Linked DNA regions of Homo sapiens: region 2 is linked to region 1. The links are chromatin loops, found by intact Hi-C in ENCODE. Cell type or tissue: psoas muscle. All regions are shown on one strand. Links, peaks and the distances in the headings refer to the core of each region. The heading gives the core; the rest is flanking DNA. Region 1 overlaps ZNF385B (zinc finger protein 385B). Region 2 has its middle 8.9 kb from the start of CHROMR.

Region 1 (2,927 bases), core at 276-2,775:
CAAGCAAATGCAACACATTATTCTTGTTTTTTGAGAACATTTGTTTTTAAAATGGATTTTAAAACTAAACAGTTGGCTCTTGATGGCAGAAAATATTGCTACTTTTTTCTAAAACTGATTTTAAAGAACCTCTATTGCAAGTAGTTTATAGCATATACAAATAAAACAGAAATCTTTACTTCATAAGGCAAAGGTTATTTTTTTGTTTGTGTCTGACAGTGTCACATGCACTGTTTAACATTATGGATATTTTGCTTTTGGGTACAATGAGAAGAGGGTGAGATAACCCAATGTTTTGCCTCCCTCTGAAATACATGTGTCCTTTTAAAATTTCCTTTTGAAAATTAAGGTAGGTTGCTAAAAAAATACTTATGTCAAGTGCCTTTCACACTAGTGGGTATAGAGTTTAGGTGATCAATGAGTACTATTATTATTATGTTTTGTATTTTTTTTTGATTCAGTCATTTTAAGTGGCTTCTTCTTGCCTATCTTTTCCATGTCCTAGTTTTGTCATCGTGCATTATTGCCACATATCTGCTCTGCTTTGTGTCTCATTCTTAACAGCACCTTCCCTCATATTTTTGCCCATCCATTAAAGTAACACTACCCTCCAGATTTCTTGCCTAAGCAAGAGAACATCTGCTTAGGTACCATTTCCCAATCCATAACTTTCTAGCAGTTTAGGTAAACATTTATACAGTCCACAATCTCTTACTTGCAATTTCCGAAATCCAAGAAGCAGTGAGAACTGGAAGATTTTATAATTCATATTGATGGGAAAACGTGACATGAACTAATGTGAGCTTAAATTATAGCATTTATTTATCCCAATGAGTATGAATATGCACAGGTTTTGCTATAGAATGTTAATGTGTCTGATTATAGAGTTGTTGCCCCAGACCCCAGTGCGGCATTATATAACATCTGCCACTGGAGGCATTATATAATTCCTGGCATACGTAGAGTATTACCTTTCTAAAATCTGAAAACGTTTGAATTCTGAAATGCATCAAGCCCGAAGGGTTTTAGATAAGGGATTGGCGTATAATCAAATATCCTGGTTTAATTTTAAACTTTTATCTTATTACTAGGGAGCTTCATGTGTGGTAATAATAAAAAGATTTTTAGGCATACAATCTCTCATGAACTATTCCTATGACTATTTTCGAAGGAAAGTTTATGTGTGTGTTGGGTGAGGCAGAGAGGACAGAAGAGAGAGAGGACACTGAACAATTGCAAAGTCAATGATGCCCAATGCCTTTTCTCATAATACATTCAAATGTTGCCCTAGGGGCTTCAGGTGACAAATAGAATTCAGGTGGCAAAAGTGACTGTGAGGGGCAATTGTGTTCAATGGCATAGGTATATGTATACGCACACGCATGTGCATATCCAATCGTGTGTCTAATCTGTCTCCAAGCAAGGGCATCTAACCAGCAGCCCGTAAGGAGTCAACTTTCCATATGGGGACATAGTGAGAATGCCCATGAGAGTGCTGTGTTTAATGTTGCTCCAGAATGCTGTGTTACGTAAATGTGTGCTGCTTAGTTTTACACAGATGTTTCATATTGTAGACACTTCTAAATGTGTCATCTCAGAGCTGGTAGGATTACTAGAACTGAACCCAGTCATTTATAGGAGATCCTCAAATCAGGAATTGCCTTTACTGGATTCTAGTTTGTCTGGCCTTCAGAGTCTCAATGAGAACCTAAAACCCTTTTTAAAAAATTGAATAGAACCTTAAATGTGTTGTCAATGTTGCCTCCTAGGAATTTCTTCCAGTTTACTTTTGTGATTTTTAATAAACATTTTATTTCTTTTTTGCTTTGCAGTTTGCATGCACATGTCAAATCTGTATATTTTGTGATCTCAAAGCACTGCTACTGCTTTCTGGGGTATATGTATTTCTGGGGTATATCTAATACTGCTTTCTGACCTTGTGTCTTCTAAAGACGATGTCCAGTAGCTCTTGCATCTTATATTTTAGTAACAAAACAGAAAGGATTATAAAAAGCAAAAGTATAAATTTGGGGGTAGTTGGGATAAAAATACATGGGTTTAATGAACTATAGATTTTTTAAAATAATGAGCAAAGATTATAGTGTTAAAATATCTATCTTGCATGTTTATTGTTACACAGAATAGATTTAAATCTCTATTGTTTATGAAATTATCTTAGAATAAAATTGATGGTATTTTGTCCTGGTGCTAGCATAGCATCGCACATTTTTAACTATCACCATTATTTTAATTTAGAGATGGGCACTTAGGAGTTAAAGGATGTTTGATTTGCCCTTTAATGGACATCTATGTCAAATATATGGAATTATTTTTGTTATAATTGTCATAGTCTCCAGTGATTTCATTTGTCTATAGCGAAGTCCCAGGAACCTACAGCTATTTTGATTTATGCAGCCTTTATAAGTCCTCGTAATATAGACTACTGATTTCTTCCCTGTATCCTGCTCATTGTTGAAAAGCCAGAGCTATTTTTAACATTTACACAATTTCAATAGATGATTCTTTATTCCACAAGGTTTGGTGCTAAATCTGTGGAGACTTTCATAATCACATCCTTCTTGTGGTTTGCTTGAATTTGATCACAGTGGCTGATTTCATGCATTGATAATGAAGGCTTAGGTTGCCTGTTTCTCAGCATAAATCCACCTCAGACTTGTACATTGACAGTGCTTCTGGTTTCAGCACACATGGAGATATAGAATTGAAATTGCTCTGCTTTCTTTACAAATGACTCAGAGTGTGCTTGTCCTTCCCTAAAATGTTGCCAGCATGTAAAGGATTTTCAATGAGCAGTGCAATAAGCCAGCAACTGGGAAGGCTTGGAGCGGCACTGATATAACGTGGTGCTGTCACACAGATAATCAGGGCTGGAGCCAAGTCTCGGTAGCGCTGTGCATTATCCTGGT
Region 2 (2,927 bases), core at 313-2,812, 1.3 Mb after region 1:
TTTCATTGACCCTGCTTCATGTACCTTGCATGCCAAGGCACAGACCACAGCACAACAGACACACCAAGTAGCTGAGCAGTAGCATCAACTGCTTCTCCCACACGACTGGAAGGATCCGGCTGTCCTCAGCCCCTCAGTCTGAGCATACTTTGTCTTATCATCAAGAACCATGGCTACTCTCCTTGAAATTTTAGGACGTATTTAGTTATATTGACTCCTGCAAGGGTCTGTGAGAGAGAGAGAGGATATTGTTAAGGTTTTCACTTTCTTTTTTTTTCAGATTTAATCATGTGTTAAGTGAGAATCTTGTTCATTGTATGCATCTACTCATATACTGCTAAGTATATGAGTGAGACCATGTCTCTAAACTAAAAGTAAAATGTAGATCTCTAATAAGCTCATGCTGGCTTATTTATTTATTTATTTAGAGACAGAGTCTCACTTTGTCCCCCAGGCTGGAGTGCACTGGCATGATCTTGGCTCCCAGCAACCTCAACCTCCCTGGTTCAAGAGATCCTCCTGCCTCAGTTTCCCAAGTAGCTGAGACTAGAGACACATGCCACTGCACCCAGCTAATTTTTGTATTTTTTGTAGAGACAGGGTTTTGCCACATTGCCCAGGCTGGTCTCCAATTCCTGGGCTCAAGCAATATGCCCTCCTTGGTCTCCCAAAGTGCTGGGATTACAGGTGTGAACCACTGCACCACAGTGTCAAGAGGCTCAGGAGCTGATTAATAAGTTTCCCACTGGCCAAAGAGGAGACAATTTAAGCATCAGTAAAAATAATAACTGCAACGGGTTAAAACATATTTAAATTATTACTCCTAGCATTTTGGGAGGCCGAGGCGGGCAGATCATCCGAGGTCGGGAGTTTGAGACCAGCCTGACCAACATGGAGAAACCCCATCTCTACTAAAACACAAAATTAGGTGGGCGTGGTGGCACATGCCTGTAATCCCAGCTACTCGGGAGGCTGAGGCAGGAGAATCACTTGAACCCGCGAGACGAGACGGAGGTTGCAATGAGCCGAGATCGCACCACTGCCCTCCGGCCTGGGCAACAGAGTGAGACTCCGTCTCAAATAATAATAATAATAAAGCAATTGGGGAAGATGAGCAGCTTAAAAAATAATAACCAAAAAATACTATGCTAACATATAGAAAATTCTGAGAATGAAGTAGAAAATTAAGTATTTTGGAGGAGAATCTTAAGGAAGAGAAGGGTTGAATGTGAGGTGGTTTGATTTTCTTTGAAAGAAAAATTCTCATTCTTATATTTCTCTTCTAAAATTTTATAAATCTGAATTTGAAGGGTAAAGTACTAAGCTGTTACATTTGGGAAGTTTACTCTTGGTAAACTTTAAAAATGATGGACAATTTCAGGAATAAGTAGGAAATACTGAGCTTTCATTATTTATACCTTAGAGTACTTGCTATATGGATGACCTCGTTAAGAGACTTGAGAGCTTCCTGGCAGAGATTTATTTTTATAGTTTTCACTCCCTCCCAACCCATCAAACCCATTGTTTTAAAGAGAAAACAGCCCTGTTAGCATGTATGTTAGCAGAACCTGTGCTGTTGAAGCAGGCTGGTCTTCAGGCAGACAGCTGTCCACATTGCACAGCTGCCTGGCCAAGCAGCTGCCAGACAGGCCGTGCAGTTCTGAGTCAGGCCAACCCACATCCTTCAACGGTCAACCCTTGCCATCTGATGGCTTTCTGTCTGAGTCAACAAACTGTTGTCACGTATTCAGTTGTTTATCCCATCGTATCCTCCAATTCTGTACTTAGCAAGCTAAAACAAAACCAAGAAACCACTGCCTACCACCAGCAATAGTTTAATGTAACTGGGGCTATATGCACTTTTATAAAAGATTAATTCTCTGGCATGATTTTATAATTGGGCAGGAAAACTGACTTATGGCAACTGTGACTGTATAATCACAAACTATGCAAATGAAAGTTTCATCTATTATGTCTCTCTATTTTCAATTTGCTTCCCAGTTACTTAAGTACATATGGCAAAGGGGGTGGGGGCATTTCTTTGTCATTTCAAGTGTTTAGCATTTTCTCAATCTTCTCTCGCCACCTCCCCCTTCCCTCTAAGCTGATAACTTCTGGTGCATACACAGAAAAGGAGACAAGACTGACTTCTTTGTGTGTTCTTGCCAACCACATCAAAGTTTCTCCTCAATAGAGCCCTAGGAACTTATCCCTAGGACGTGATATTACAAGGTCCTCACATTTCTGTGATTGGACAGTGTCAGGATAGACTGGGTACCAGCCCATAAATGCACCACAGTGAGGCCAGGCTGTAGAAAGGCCCCAGAGCATGTGAGTTTATCACATTCCAGCAGGATTGAAATAGGTTGACTACCAATGTTTGTTTTACAAAAAACAGATTTTGGGATTCCAGTTAACCAAACAGTTGGTATGTTGTTTTGACACTCTGAAAATATTTCTTCCTCTACTTCTTTTGAAGAAATTGGAGACTTGGAGATTAAGACTGATAAATCATCTACTTATAATACGTGTACAGATTACAAACTAAACACATCATCATTGTTTTATTGAAAGTGTTTTCACCATTGACAGATAGAAAATAGCCCCCATGAAATCTCTCTTCCCAAGGGAGAATTATTGAATGAATGTAAATGAATCCCTAGAACTTTCCCAAGAGACCAAGATGGAAGAAACTCTCACCTAAGTGATTGTGAGTTTCCTGCAGACTTCATGAACTACAGCTTTTCTCCCATAATCTAGAAACATGGGAAACTGAAGGCAACTCTAAGTCTTTTTTTGTTTATTTATTATTATTATTACTATTTTTTGAGATGGAGTCTTGCTCTGTCTCCCAACCTGGAGTGCGGTGGTGTGATCTCGGCTCACTGCAAACTCTGCCTCCTGGGTTCAAGTGATTCTCCTGCCTC

The links. A loop is a pair of places that touch in the nucleus more often than their neighbours do. Peaks named below come from ENCODE experiments on the same cell type or tissue, not always from the same donor. Only the 100,000 strongest peaks of a DNase experiment are listed, where the experiment ranks them.
Region 2: it touches region 1 in a loop (19-fold over the local background); 4 of 110 quality-filtered maps call a loop at or near these places.

The regions. Positions count from the first base shown.
Region 1 is chr2:179,745,802-179,748,728 of GRCh38, reverse strand. All of the region lies in intron 3 of ZNF385B (zinc finger protein 385B), which reads left to right. Among named protein-coding and RNA genes, the nearest start is that of MIR1258, 110 kb to the left of the region's middle. In psoas muscle, for the core only: no CTCF peak of the experiment used is centred there; no DNase peak of the experiment used is centred there.
Region 2 is chr2:178,403,322-178,406,248 of GRCh38, reverse strand. No RefSeq gene overlaps it. Among named protein-coding and RNA genes, the nearest start is that of CHROMR, 8.9 kb to the left of the region's middle. RefSeq lists an enhancer at 1,692-1,871. In psoas muscle, for the core only: no CTCF peak of the experiment used is centred there; a DNase peak (open chromatin) is centred at 1,638; H3K27ac peaks cover 817 bases.